Linked DNA regions of Homo sapiens: regions 1, 2, 3 and 5 are each linked to region 4. The links are chromatin contacts, found by Hi-C or POLR2A ChIA-PET in ENCODE. All regions are on one chromosome and are shown on one strand. The core of a region is the stretch at or near the end of the contact, and the rest is flanking DNA. Distances in the headings are between cores, read along the strand shown.

Evidence for each region. Hi-C counts contacts between places; a loop is a spot of excess contacts on that map. ChIA-PET counts read pairs that join two places held with the same protein, here RNA polymerase II (POLR2A). Pooled maps may share reads with other maps.
Region 1: a loop to region 4 is called in a map of CD8-positive, alpha-beta T cell, with 5 times the contacts of the local background. The contact joins the enhancer-like site here to the promoter of ANO10 in region 4. A Hi-C loop is called at or near these places in 1 of 168 maps with a recorded cell type or tissue (CD8-positive, alpha-beta T cell) and 2 of 50 pooled maps. POLR2A ChIA-PET finds 5 or more read pairs at or near these places in 1 of 52 experiments (activated T-cell).
Region 2: a map of CD8-positive, alpha-beta T cell shows a loop between it and region 4 (7-fold over the local background). The contact joins the promoter of HIGD1A here to the promoter of ANO10 in region 4. A Hi-C loop is called at or near these places in 4 of 168 maps with a recorded cell type or tissue (CD8-positive, alpha-beta T cell and naive thymus-derived CD4-positive, alpha-beta T cell), 5 of 37 single-sample maps with no recorded cell type and 20 of 50 pooled maps. POLR2A ChIA-PET finds 5 or more read pairs at or near these places in 2 of 52 experiments (GM12878 and PC-9).
Region 3: a pooled map shows a loop between it and region 4 (9-fold over the local background). The contact joins the promoter of CCDC13 here to the promoter of ANO10 in region 4. A Hi-C loop is called at or near these places in 12 of 50 pooled maps.
Region 5: a map of CD8-positive, alpha-beta T cell shows a loop between it and region 4 (8-fold over the local background). The contact joins the promoter of POMGNT2 here to the promoter of ANO10 in region 4. A Hi-C loop is called at or near these places in 4 of 168 maps with a recorded cell type or tissue (B cell, CD4-positive, alpha-beta T cell, CD8-positive, alpha-beta T cell and 1 more) and 14 of 50 pooled maps. POLR2A ChIA-PET finds 5 or more read pairs at or near these places in 1 of 52 experiments (naive thymus-derived CD8-positive, alpha-beta T cell).

The regions. Positions count from the first base shown.
Region 1 is chr3:43,023,102-43,025,801 of GRCh38, reverse strand. All of the region lies in intron 1 of GASK1A (golgi associated kinase 1A), which reads right to left. Among named protein-coding and RNA genes, the nearest start is that of GASK1A, 45 kb to the right of the region's middle. Within about 2 kb of position 1,446, at least 3 of the 41 ENCODE cell types and tissues checked have a DNase peak (open chromatin) inside an H3K27ac peak, as active enhancers do; they include CD8-positive, alpha-beta T cell, where a contact is called at or near this core.
Region 2 is chr3:42,803,162-42,805,862 of GRCh38, reverse strand. HIGD1A (HIG1 hypoxia inducible domain family member 1A) reads left to right here and starts at 1,373. Exons shown (of 4, transcript NM_014056.4): 1 at 1,373-1,427. RefSeq lists an enhancer at 1-336 and a silencer at 1,198-1,417.
Region 3 is chr3:42,771,906-42,774,642 of GRCh38, reverse strand. It overlaps CCDC13 (coiled-coil domain containing 13), which reads left to right and starts at 1,390. Exons shown (of 16, transcript NM_144719.4): 1 at 1,390-1,467. CCDC13-AS2 (CCDC13 antisense RNA 2) reads right to left here. Exons shown (of 2, transcript NR_122070.1): 2 at 1,008-1,438. RefSeq lists an enhancer at 1,210-1,379 and a silencer at 1,510-1,669.
Region 4 is chr3:43,620,498-43,623,375 of GRCh38, reverse strand. It overlaps ANO10 (anoctamin 10), which reads left to right and starts at 1,365. Exons shown (of 13, transcript NM_018075.5): 1 at 1,365-1,467. RefSeq lists enhancers at 1-443, 444-1,096 and a silencer at 1,152-1,651.
Region 5 is chr3:43,104,578-43,107,442 of GRCh38, reverse strand. It overlaps POMGNT2 (protein O-linked mannose N-acetylglucosaminyltransferase 2 (beta 1,4-)), which reads left to right and starts at 1,364. Exons shown (of 2, transcript NM_032806.6): 1 at 1,364-1,607. RefSeq lists a silencer at 1,277-1,596.

The DNA of each region.
Region 1 (2,700 bases), core at 197-2,696, 600 kb after region 4:
ACTTTTTTAAGAAGAAAGGAGTGTGCCCTTACCGAATGCAGTGACTAATCAGCCCTCAGAGCAACGACCTTTTTCCAACTTCCGTGCTCAGGAGCCACAGCACCCAAACAGACCTGAGAATTCCAAGAATTTTGTTCCTGCTGCACACTTCCACAAGATTTATTCACCAGCTTTGTGTGAATCGAGTGCAGCCTCCAGGCTGATCACTTAGCCGCATTCTTCTGGAAAGACCACCCTTGAAGCCCTTTGGAGTGACATGGACCAGGAAGTGAGGTGATCCACCTATCCCAGTTAGACTTCTAAGAGTGAAGGAGAGAGGGAGGGACCACAGGGTCACCTAGCAGTTCTCCACTTTCTAATTTATTCACCATCTCATCCTCTCTCCTATGGATTCCCATCCTTCTGTTTCCAATCTGGCTAAAAGGTAGCACTGTCCACCCAGATACCCAAGCCAGAAATCTGGGCCTGACCTTCATTCCACCTTTCCTCTGCCCCATACATCTAAGTCTTGCAAATTTTTCCTCCTAAACAGCTCTTGAACCAATCCGTTTCTCATTAGACCCTCTGTGACTGAGCCCAGGCACCCTCTTCTTTACCAGGACACGTGCAACAGCCCCCTTTGCTCCCACTCCTGCTCCTCTGCAGGCCACTTGCCACAAACTGGATCATATCCTTCAAAGTCTCCTTAGAGAACACCTAAATGCCGGAAGTGCTCTAGCCATGCTAAACTTCTTTCAATTCTGGACAGTGCCAGACCCACTCTGTCTCCACACCTTTATATGTGTTGATCCTTCTGCCTGAAATAGACCCCTCCTCCTGTTTCCATTGCTCAGGTCTCAGCTTAGACACCACCTCCCCCAGGAAGCCTTCCCCTGAGACTCCTCAATGAATTGGATGTCCTCGCCGTGTGCTCCCATAACACACTGTTCCTTCCCAAGCACACCCCTTTTCACTCTGTACTGGATTTGATCATTTAATGTCTGTCGCTCAATGGATGGGTTGATCCATGCAGGCAGGACATGGGCTCACAATTGCATCTCCAGACTATCACAGTGCCTGGCACGTGAGAAGCTCTCTGCAAAATGAGCTGTCAGATAAGAGGGGTTATCAGGGAGGTGGAAACACTGTTCCCTGGCCTGTGGCACTGCACGTCTGCTGGTGAAGAGGGCTCCTCCAATCTCCAAGGCTCTTTTCTGTTTGGAAAGCCAGCCACCCCCACCCACTACCCAACACAGCAGATGCTTTTTGTGCCCCATTATTTTAAAATGTACCCAGAGTTTGTTTCAAGCAAACACTGCACCTGCAGTGTTTGGTAAGACACAGAGACACAAAAATAATTGCCATGAAATAAGTTTTTGATATATTCACAGTCAGCTAGAAACAGGAAGTACGGCATGCCACACAGGGCCACAGGAGCTGAGATGGGCAGGCAAATTGCGAGAGCAAATGCAGCTGAAGCCTTTACTGTGGTTTTCACAGTACGGAATGAGCAAAGAAAGTTAAGCTAACTGAAATTGAATAATTTCAGCAGGCTCTGGGCTATAGGTGATAGAGCAGAGGACAGACAGAAAGCTGATAAAAGAAGATGGGTGATATAGACTCAGAATTGGTTGGTTTGCACACGAAAGGTATGCTCACAGGCCAGTTGATTACTCTCTCTTCTTAAGAATTAGCTAACCCTCGGAGGGGCAGTCCTTCCCTAAGTCCACAAGGCACCAGACACCAGAGCATAAAAAACCAGAAAATAAGAGAATATAGTGAACACACCCACGTTATGTCCCCGTGGCCCCCGATTGACTCCAGCTGCCCCCACAGCAGACAATCCTCCTGTGTACTGCCGGTCCCCACCTCAAGGACCTGATCACTCCTGCTTTCTTGCCTGCTGTGCCAGGAAGCTCAGGGGAAATTAACACATCTGGTGACAGCCCTCAAGCAATAAGGGACAAAAGTCAGTGGGTAAATAAGCCAATCTCCCTCTTGAGAGGCATTCAATATCATTGCAACTAACAGTGCTCAGTAGGTCTGAGCCTCTTTTCTATAAAACAAATGATGCCTTGTCACCCCCTAAGATACATTTATCTGATGATTTTTCTGAAGTGAGATCCTAAATTTCTGTCCCAATTAGATATGCTTTTAATTTGGTCTATATTGCTATTTTAGAAAACACACAGGTACTACATGCATAGATATGCACTGTTAAAAACCCATATACCAAATAAATCAGGGCAAAATCGAACATCTCCTTCTCCTCCCCAGAGGAAGCCACAGTTAGCAATTAGGGTGTGCATCTTCTCAGGCTGTTGCTTTTCTTTGCATTATAACATATGCATATGTCACAGTATATTAGTTTCCTGTAGCTGCCATAACAGATTACCACTGACTTGCTGGCTTAAAACAACATAAATGTATTCCCTCACAGTTCTGGAGGCCAGAAGTTCCACATCAGTTTCACCGGGTCAAAATCAAGGTGTCAGCAGGGCCGTGCTACCTCCAAAGGCTCTAGGGGAGAATCTGTTCCTTGCCTCTTCCAGCTTTTGGTGGCTGTCGGCATTCCTTGTCTTGTAGTCACATCACTCCAGTCTCCGCCTCCATGGTCTCCTCTTTTGTTTGTGTCAAATCTCCCTCTGCCTCTTACTTAGATGCATATTTGTGATGGCATTTAGGGTCCACCTGGGTAATCCACAGTAAGTTCCCCATCTC
Region 2 (2,701 bases), core at 124-2,623, 820 kb after region 4:
TGTATTTGATTGATGTCTCATGCCTCTCTAAAATGTATAAAACCAAGTGTGCCTGGACCACCTTGGGCACATGTTCTCAGGACCTCCTGAGGGCTGTGTCAGGGGCCACGGTCACTCACATTTGGTTCAGAATAAATCTCTTCAAATATCTTAGAGTTTGACTTTTTTCGTTGACCCACCAATTGGCCGGATTATTACTCATTATTTACTTGACAAACACATTAGGAGCCCTGTCCCCGGAAGCTCGCTGTCACGAGGGGCCTCTGACATCTCCTTCTTGAGAGAAAGGTCGCCTGGCCTGGGTGAGGTCGTAGTTCCCGCGACCCCGTGCTTGCAAGTACTGGCTGCCTCCTACTATAGTGTAAGCTCCAGGAAGGATCCCGCGGGGGACCTGACAGCTCACGGTCCTGGCCGACAACCGCCCTGGGAGCGGAATGGATGGAGCCCGCAGTCGTCCCGGCGCACTGGGCAAGCTCTGCTCCCACTGTGGCAGGCCAGATCTCCATTAGCAACCAGAGCAGCTCTCACCAACGCCTCACTGTCATTCTGATGCATGTATAAGTTAAACATTGGAGAAACTGGTGCCTTAGGAGAAAGGCTAGAATGTAAAGACAAGTCCATTAGGATCCCGCCTGAGCTTTTTCAACCCCTAGAGTTTAATTAAAATAATGGAGTTGTTCTTGCACACCTTGTACCAGGACCCACTTTAGATTATTTCCAAGGCTCTGAAGCAATTGTCTAGACACCTGACCCTATTACCGTTAAAGATTGGCTTGAGTGAAACACTTTGGCTTTCGACTTGTAAATGCACTGAATGTATTTAAGCACTAGAAAAACTTGTATTAATAATTTTGAGTTGGTCTGGTGAGTTACTCCGACCTTCTCCCTGTAACCTGTTGCAGAAATAAACTCCGTTCTTTCCCAGTCTGTCTGCATCTCGTTACTGAACGGCGAGAACAAGCAGTCGGACCCGGGTGGGTCGGGGAACACAACCTCACCCGCAGCCGAAACCCCTCACCCGCATCCCTTCCCGGCCCGTGAGGCGTCCGCAGGCGGCGGCGCTCGGGACACGGCGTTCGCGGTGCTCGCCTCCGCTGCCCGAGGGGAAAAGGGCAGGAGAAATCTGAGGAGTCCTTGGGCCAGGAGCCAAAGCCCCTCAAGTGCCCGGGCGCGAACCCCAGGCGCCGAGCTCTCACGTCTGTCTCCGCCAGTACGCTAGAGCCGGGGTAGTGGGCCAGCACTCACCGGCCCAGCCAATCCAGGACCCGCTCTGCACTGCCCCACCCGCCGCGCACACGCACGCGTCCTTTTGCGGCCGCTGGCCTCTGATTGGCTGGGACGGCTGTGGGTGGGGAGAAGCCGGGAGGACTGGGTGCGCCTGCAGGGATCGGAAGCCGGTTGGGGTGTGAGAGGTTTTCTCGCTCTAGGTAAGCGAAACAAGCCGGGGGACTGCGAGCCAGGGACTCGGGCCGCGGGGCGGGAAGAAGTGGGGCAGCGCTTGGCCAGGCCGAAAGGACTTTGGGGGTGGGGGCTGGGAGTCCGTGTCTCGAATGAGGGAGGAGAGGTGGAGTTGCCGGGGCTCAGGCCCGGCCTCGAGCATGGGCGGATGAGAGGAGTCGGGAGCCGAGGCCTAGGGTCCTTCGGGTGAGGGGAGACGGAGCCAGCGAGGAGATGGAGCAGAAGCTTGTGGAGTGAGTTGCCGAGCGGGGAAGACTCGCTGATGGGGTGGTAATGAGAGACGGGGGCCAGGAGGGTGTTGACTGGGCCCGACGGCGGGGAGCGAGGAGCGGGAGCTTCCCCGGAGCTTGGAACATTCTGAAGAGCGGGCTAAGCGGCAGGCGAGGCGGGATAGGAGAGCGAGCGCTCCGGTCACGGAGTCACGACAAGGTCACAGGAAGAGAGGCGGCGAGGAAGGTCGGGAGGTTGAGGGGAGGGCGTACTAGCAGAGGACCTTCCAGTCCTGGTCTTGCTTTTCTCCCCGACCTGGTGTTTCCTCCACCCTGGGAAAGTGATAAGGCCTAGGGTCCTGTGTAGTGCTTCTGTGACCGAATTAAATTTTTCTCCTGCCGAGTCGGCGGGTTAGAGATTACAAAGCACAGCGTAAGGGCAGAATTAGGAGCAGCCGACATGATGCAGCAGTGATATTCGCCTTTGTCTTAAATTCCCGGAGTGGGAAGCAGCTATTTCCCTCTTCGGAGTAATCCCCACGACAGGGATCCCTGCTTCCGGAAGTACAAAGGCACTTTGGAGTAAGACAGGTTTGGATGGAAAGTTCTAACAGGTTGAAGCGGTGACAACCTGGTCATGAAGCTCCAGCATGACACACATATTTGGAGTCCTGTATACTAGGAGTTCTCTTTGTGCACCAGAGTCACTTGAAGGGGCTTCTTAAAGATTCCTTGAGCTCTGCCCCAGACCACCTGAATCCGGATCTCCATGCTGGGGCCTTGGCAGCCATTTTAAACAAGCTGATGGGCGACTGATGCAAAATCAGTTTGAAGCCAGCGTTGCTTTAGATAGTAATTCCCGTGACAAAATGACTGTGAAGAAAGATCCTTCATTCAACCTGTTACGTCTCCTGATGCTGGACGGCTCATCTTCCCTTAATGCCTCTTTAGGTTCCCTGTGGAAAGGTCTTCAGTCGTGTCTTACTAAGCGTACAGAATTAATTTGTGCTCTCCAAACTGACTTTAAATATCTG
Region 3 (2,737 bases), core at 141-2,640, 850 kb after region 4:
AGAAGCCCTCTAAGTAGACCTGGCTATTCCTTTTCCTATGCCACATAGTCCCATCGTGGTCATGAGGCAAACGAATGATACTCCCCACTACACACACCATTTAAAAAAAACCCTAATCCTTTGAGGCTCACATCTACCTGAATCCTACTCTTTATCCTGTCTCTCTTTGCTGCCACCTGTATATTATACGTCTCCCACCCTCAGCTCACCAGGCAGCAATTGGAGACCAACGGGAAAGATCCATTTTTCCTTTATCAGGAAACTTCGGGTTTATACCTGCAGTGCTGATGGCAGTCTAGTGCCGTATCTTATGTATGCATGTCTATGGGATGGGTATTCATTCACCTTATGAGGAAAAAAAATAGAAAAACAACTGCCAAGGTTTTCAAATTATGAAGTCCTGGATAAATATTTGGGCAGGAGCTGTGGCTCACGCCTGTAATCCCGGCACTTTAGGAGGCCAAGGTGGGCGGATCACCTGAGGTCAGGAGTTCAAGACCAGCCTGGTCAACATGGTGAAACCCCGTCTCCACTAAAAATAAAAAAATTAGCCAGGTGTGGTGGCGGGTGCCTGTAATCCCAGCTACTCAGGAGGCTGAGGCAGGAGAATCGCTTGAACCTGGGAAATGGAGGTTGCAATGAGCTGAGATCGCACCACTGCACTCCAGCCTGGGCGACACAGCGAGACTCTATCATAGATAGATAGATAGATTAGATAGATAGATAGATAGAAAGAAATCTCCCTTGAATCATCTTTCCTAGAAATTTGCCTCCCACCCCCATATTGCCCTGAAATATAGTAGTGTCTTACATTGGAAGGTGCCATTTAAAAAAAAAAAAACAAGTATTTTCCTTTATGAAAATAAACGATGTTCATTATTTTAAAAATTCTCTAAAGTGTAAAAATAAAAACACAGCACTGCTATTCCACCACCCAAATATAACCACTTTTAATATTTCTATTTCGGTCTTGTTTTAGTGCCTAGTTTGAAATAAACACAACTTTATTTATTTAGCATTGCTATATTGCGTCCTGCTTCCTTCACTCACCATCATAACATGGCCTTTCCCCACACTGTTTTACATTTTTCAAATATATCTGAATGGCTACTTTAAATTTCATGGTGAGATCGTTCGCTTTTTAACTCCCCAACAGGAGAGCGGAATGGGCATCTCTGTGCAGAACGTTTGGTCCACAAAACTTTTTTAAAAATATACTCCAGAAGATTTAAAATCTCCAGCGCACTCGAGATCGTGCTCGCTTGGATCCAGCCCAGCGCGCCATCAGCGCCTCTGTCACTTTCAGAACTCTTGGCGCCCCCTCGGCCCCCGTAGAGTAGCGTTGAAAACGCGCAAGTGACGTCGCTTGTTTCCCTGGTGACGGTTGCCAGGGCAGCGCGTGTCGGCGTCCGGAGGAGGTGACCTAGCCGCCGCGGTCCTAGAAGGGAGAAGTGGAGAGAGACCGCTGTAAGTGCCGGGGAGAGCGGAAGGGCCCGGGCCGGAGCTGGGAAAGCCCGCAGCTGCCGGGGGCGCGGAACCGAGCCCGAGCGCAACCCCAGCCCGAGCGCGCTGCCACTGGCCGGGCGCTCACCGCGTGCTGGGCGCCCAGCGAGGACTCTTCCCCTTCGTCCTTTGAATCTTCACACACAGCCCTCTTCTAACCCAGGCAGACGCTTATTTTCCATGCAGTACATGGGTTAATGAGGCGCAGAGGGTGGGTCGCCTGCCCCAAAGTCATAGCGTAGATGGCACAGTCAGAACTCGAACTCAGGTCCGCCTGACAAGCGCTGTTTGCTGGGCCTCTGCCACTGGGCCCTCTCGCACCGCACTGAAAGATGCGACCCGACGGCGTGCACTTCCGCATCTCCCAGTTCCCCTTCCAGGCCCAGCCCCCACAGGACTGGGGACTCGCAAGAGGGAGTTCCCCTCCAAGCCCGGAGTCCAGCCCTGAGAACCAGAGCATCACCCCGCTCCCATCCCAAACCCATCCCTACGAAGATGCTAGCAGTGCACAGAGCGCCAAACTAGGCATCCGTGGGCGGCCTCCCCACACCTCCAGGCCCCTAGACTGTTGTTGAGAATACTCGAAAAGAACACAGTAAAAGAAAAGAAGAAAGAGAAGGAGAGGGGAAGAGAAAAACAATGAAAAAAGTGGCAGGCCGATGGGGCAAGGGGTCTCAATCCTTCCTCACTGGTCCCTGTCACCTATGGTCCCATATCCTGTGGGATCTTGCTTCCTCATAGGACTCCAGAGTGCATGCCACTCTTCCTACTCCCTGGCTCTAAGTCCTACCTGAGCCAAGAGTTCTTTCCATGCAGCTCTAGCCTTTACTTTATTTTTTTTATTATTACTTTTTTTTTTTTTTTTTTTTTTTGACGGAGTCTCGCTCTATCGCCCAGGCTGGAGTGCAGTAGCGCGATCTTGGCTCATTGCAACCTCTGCCTCCCAGGTTCAAGCGATTCTCCTGCCTTGGGCTCGAGTAGCTGGGATTACAGGCGCCCGCCACCATGCCTGGCTAATTTTGGTATTTTTAGTAGAGATGGGGTTTCACCATGTTGGCCAGGCTGGTCTCAAACTCCTGACCTCAGGTGATCCACCCACCTCAGCCTCCCAAAGTTTTGGGATTACACGCATGAGCCACCACGCCCGGCTTAGCCTTTACTTTTAAAAGAAAATAGACTTAAAGCAGATTTTTAGAAGCATTAAACAAAAAACAGTTCCTTTATGTATTCCGTA
Region 4 (2,878 bases), core at 116-2,615:
TACATACATACTATGATAAAGTTTCATTTATAAATTAGGTACAGTAAGGGATTAACAACAATGAATAATAATAAAATAGAACAATTATAAAAATAGACTGTAATAAAAGGTGAATATGGTCTCTCTCTCTCTCTCCAAATATCTTATTGTTCTGGCCTCACCTATTTTCAGACTGTGGTAGACCCTGGGTAACTAAAAACACTTAAAGCCGGCAGGGCGCGGTGGCTCACGCCTGTAATCCCAGCACTTTGGGAAACCGAGGCAGGCGGATCACCTGAGGTCAGGAGTTCTAGACCAGCCTGGCCAACATAGTGAAACCCTGTCTCTACAAAAAATACAAAAATTAGCTGGGCATGATGGTGCGCGCCTGTAATCCCAGCTACTCAGGAGGCTGAGGCAGGAGAATCGCTTGAACCCGGGAGGCGGAGGTTGCAGTGAGCCGAGACTGCGCCACTGCACTCCAGCCTGGGTGACATTGCGAGGCTCTATCTCAAAACAACAACAACAAAAAGTCAAAAAGTGTGGTGGACAGAAGAAATAGGAGAGCAGGTAAGGAAATGGTGGGGTGAGGAGCAGATGAGAACAGGTATTAAGTAGGATGGTCAGAAAGGGCCTCAGGGAGAAAGTGAGAGCCCAGCAAACACTGAGGGAGGTGAGGAAGTGAGCCAAGCAGCCAACCGAGGGAAGAGCTTTCTGGGCAGAAGGAATGGCTGGGGCAGACTCTGAGCCTGGAGGTGGAAAGGTGTCTGGCGATTTCTAGGAGGAGCAAGGGTTTTGGGATTTGGCTGTGGTTGGATGTTAGGTTTTAATTATAAAAGGATCTGCGTTTTTCACAACTTGAAAGTGAGCTACAGTTAAAATGAGACTTGTTCTTATACCTGAAAGTGACCAGAAAATTAGGTTCTGGTCTTTAAGAGATGGAAGAGGGAAATGTGAAGGGGCGTATTCCTTTCCCCTGCCCCGACCGCTCGCGGTTGGAGAGCCCAGCCACATGCCGCCCCGGCTCGGAGTGACAGCCCAACCAGGCCTCTGCCTTCTCGGCCGCGCCTCTCCCGCTGCCGTCCGGATTTCGATGGGTGGTACAGTACGTTAGGCACGCCCCTCCCTTTCTCCCGGCCTGGTCTCCTGTTCCAGGCGACAGCCCAATGAGGGCTGCCTTTTTTTCTTCGGACCGGTTCCAGTCTAGGTTCTCGTCCACTACGATCGCCCAGTGAGGCCCCGCCCCTCCCACCGCAGTTCCGCCCCTCCCGGAGCTACCGCCCAGTGAGGCCCCGCCTCTCCCGCCGCGGCCCCGCCCCCCTGCGTGTGACCGCATCTAGGCCCCGCCGCGTCCGCCACGCCCAGCGCTCGGCGGCGCCCGCCCCACTGGCCTGGCCCGCCCCCCGCACCGAGCACTCTTTCGCCCGGCCTCCGGTTCTCGCCGGCTCTCGGACCCGCCTCCGAAGACGTGGAGCGCTGCGGCGGCTGGTGAGTCGGGGAGGGCACCTCGGACCCCCCAGCTGTCCGCAGCAGAGCCCGGCCCCTTGCAGCCACAGAGCCCCGGCCGCTGCAGGCTCCAGGAGCTCCGCCTGGTCGCCGCCCTGCGTTCCCGGGCCGCCTCCCGGTGCCAGCACCCCTGGGGATGGGAAGTGGGACCAGGATGGGCGCGGGGGCTGTGGGGGCAGGGACGAGTGAAGGTGTTGCGGGGAGCGGCGGTCGCAGGGGAGGGGAGAGGTTTGTGGAGGGGATTATGGGTCTGGGGCGAGGGTTTGAGTCCTGAGAGAAAGGCGGTGAGGCGGAAATTTGGGGCTGGTGAAGTCAGGATGGAGGATGTTGGGGGCCTCAGCGCTTTGGGGAAGGAGGCAGTGAGTGGGGTGGTCGGCGGAGCGGAGTGAAGGGTGGTTTTTAGAAGGGTCAGCTCGCGGGTCCCGGGGTTCTTGCTTCCCGGGCAGTCCGGGGATCAGGGCGGACTAGGCTGTCTCCAAGCAGGTTTGGCCGGAGCGGGCTTGCAGGATAATGCTCACATCGAGGTGACTGAGTTTCCAGGCTTTTGACTGGGACATACTGTACAGTTTAAATAATAGATACCTGTCTGGCTAGTGCCTGGGACACCTGAGAAACGTGGATGGAATGGGGTTCTCCCCTATAGGCAGCGTCTGATTTTGTGGGTGCCTTCACAGCACCAGCATTGGTGTGCGCTGCCTTCTGTAAAACCTTATATTCCAGCAGGACGGTGTATGGAGATCCCAGACTTAAAAAGTGCAGCTGAGGTTTATTCAGACTCAAGACACAGTTGTATCATATTGCCTTAAATCCTGCGGAGTTTAAATCTAATCCTGTGGGGTTTAAAGCGGTTAAATCCACTTTGTAGTGTCTACTTTTAATTTAAAGTCATACAAATCTAGAGGACTAGATGTTTTCTAAGGGCCCATTCTGCATGATAAACAGTTTAAAATTCGCTATGGAAAGTAAATCATCTGTTCTGAACAGCTGTTGCTGAAAGAATCGTAGAGTTGCAGATGAATGAAATTTGAAAGATCTAAAATAATGGAAGGGCATAGAAAAGTCTTGATAAATTGAAGTGTGTAAATGCACTTAAACCCACTGAAACTTTTTTCTTTTTGTTTTTTTTGAGACGGAGTCTTGCTCTGTCGCTCAGGCTGGAGTGCAGTGGCACAATGTCTGCTCACTGCAACCTCCGCCTCTCGGGTTCAAGCGATTCTCCCGAGTAGCTGGGATTATAGGCGCCTGCCACCATGCCCGGCTAATTTTTGTGTTTTTAGTAGAGATGGGGTTCCACCATGTTGGCCAGGCTGGTCTTGAACTCCTGACCTCAGGTAATCCTCCCACCTCGGCCTCCCAAAGTGCTGGGATTACAGACGTGAGCCACTGTGCTGGC
Region 5 (2,865 bases), core at 115-2,614, 520 kb after region 4:
CCCTGCCTTTTTAAGCTGTTTTAAATAGGTGTATGGTGATATCTCAGCATAGTCTTAATTTGCATTTCCTTTATGGCTAGTGATGAACATCTGTCCTTATTTGCCATCTGTATAACTACTTTGGTAAAATATATATTAATGTCTTCTGTATATTTAAAAACTTATGATCCAGGATACAGTTTATCTTAATATATATACCAAGGTTGCTTGAAAAGAATGTGTATTCTGTTGGTGGGTGAAGTATTATGTAAATATCAATTAGATTAGGATGGTATTAGTGTTGATCTTTTCTATATCCTTGCTGACTTTCTGTCTAGTGTTCTATCAGTTGTTGAGAGAGGGATGCTGAAGTTTCCAATTACAGTTGCAGAGTTGTCTATTTCTAATTATGGTTCTATCATTTGATTTATTTATGTTAAGGCTATGTCGTTAGGTGTATCCACATTTAGAATTATGTCTTCTTGGTGAATTGAACCTTTTATCATTATATAATTATCCCTTTTTTATTCTTGGTAATTTTCCTTGCTGTCAATTCTACTCTCTCTGAAAGTAATATCACCACTTCAGCCTTTCAGTTTATTATCATCTAAACAACACTATTCAGCCTTTGCAGTCATCCACAATTATTAGAATTTCTTGGTTAGAGGCTTTTGACTACATGTTTTTAAAGGTTTTTGGCTGTATTGACAAATTGCCCTGCAAAAATTTACCAACTTAATACCTTAACATTTGGGCTAATTTAAAATAATCATAAATTAAAGTCAGGGCTTTCCCAATTTGATAGGTAGAAATCTTATAACTCTATGGAGGTGGAGTTGGTGGTGGTAGGTGCATCTCTAGATGACTTAAGTTCAAAAAAAGTCAAGAGATCTAAAAAAGAAGTCAAAAGATCTAAAATTCATAACTCAAGAAATAGGGGCATATGTATATTCGGAGAATCCGCGGGAATGCCAGATGCCACAGCCATAAGTAGCTGCCCTTGAGGACTGGACAGCCAGGACTGGACGGTGGGATAAGGTGACAGCTGGTTAATGGAATGGTGCCGCAGAGGACTGGTGCTTTTGTAAGTTCTCTGTAGCATTACAATTTTTAAAAGCATGTAAACGTATTAATTACCTTGACTTTACAATGACATTTGGTTGTTGGTTAAACTTGCATTTAAATTTATTATCAGAACTGCCATAACTGTGTAATCCTAACACTAAGTAAAACTCAGCCTCTCGGCGCAAATTATCACTCCCAACATTCCGCAGGCTGGTGGCGGCGCGGGCTGTCCTCGTACGCAAAACTACACCTCCCAGGATTCCGCGAGCCAAGGTTGTGGCCGGGGCCAGGGCAACCGAACTCGCGGCTCTGCGCAGGCGCACAGGCTCCGCGCCGGGCTCGCCCGCCGGGCAGGCGCACGGCGGACACCTGCGAGCCTGGAGGTGGCGGTCGCTGCGAACCCGGCGGCGCGGCCAAACCTGTGCTGGCTGCCTGGGCCTTCTGGGCCTCCTGGGCCAGAAGCTGGCGCTGGGGGCGGCGGCGGGGTGGGAAAGCGGCGCCGCCGTGGGGCCTCCTGGACGCGTCGGCGGAGGTGGCTTCGTCCCGCGGAGTCCAGGCTTCAGGTAAGACGCGCGCGCGCTTGGGGCTGGAGCGGACTCCGACACCCGCCTGGGACTTGAAGTGGAGGTGTCGAACCCTCGGCCCCCTGGAGGGGACGACGCGGTGCTGGGCCCCGGGGTGAGGGGGAGGTTCTAGGACGCCTTCGGGATCCAGGAGAGTTTGCAGAACTGAGGGGTGACGTGTGAAGCGAGCTGAGGGAGGCGCGGGAGGTGGGCGGGGCGGGGGTGGACCCTCAGGGTCGGGGGCCGGGGATTGGGGGTCGGGGGCCGGGGGCCGGGGACCTGGGCAACGCCCTGGGGCTTGCCAGTTCGAGCCCTCAGCTCGTGGCAGGCACTGGCGTCGGGTCCTCAGGCCCTTTTGCTTTGGGAGGTGATGGGTGGTGCACATTTGGCGGGGGTGGTGGGGAGCCACGCGAGGTGCGCGGAGCGGGCCTGGGCCTCCCCAACTGCCTTTGAAGGCAGAACCCCGGCAGGCCTGCAGCTGATTCCTGGGCGCTTTGGGGGCCAGTAGGGCACCTACCATGTGTGTCCGGTGGTAAGAGCTTGCCACGGCCTGCTTGGCAGTGCCAGAGTAGCCTCTGAAGAAGGAACCCAGTGAACTCCTGACTCCATGTGTGTGTTTAGGAACCCGTCTCCAGCTCACTGATGGGAACTCTCTGCTAAAGTATGTGACCGTCAGGCCAGAGTCTTGCACCAGGTGCAGGGCGACCAGTGTCTGCCTACTTTATTGCCAGCCAACACTTAGAGCGTACTCTTGGGAGAAGCAAGGCTCCGCGTGGAAAAGGATGACTTCAGGGTTATGGGGCGAGCTTGATAGGACTTAGTAGCTAAGAGCATAGACAGAGGAGGTTTCATTCACCAAATGTTTACTACAATATGTGCCCCGCCTTCAAATCTTGGTTCTCGGCTACTAGCGGTGTGCGTTTAAGCAAGTCACTTATCCTCTCTTAGCCTCTGTTTCTTTCTCTGTGAAGTGGAGATGAAAGTACAGTGCCTTTATCACGGGGTTGCAGTGGGGATGAAATAGTGCCAGGCAAGTCCTCAGCCCAGTATGTCTAACAGTAAGTGTGTGGCAAATATCAGCAGTCGTGGTGACTAACGACAGAAAGTGTTAGAGGTGCTTGGAGTCCAGGTTCATCTTTAATGGTACTAGCTGCCCTCTCTGGCTCTCATGAATCTTGCAGATCTTCCAGCTCATCCTTTCAATATTAATTTTGAGGAATCTCAGTCCCTGCAGAGCTAGGAAAGAGCATAGGTCCCC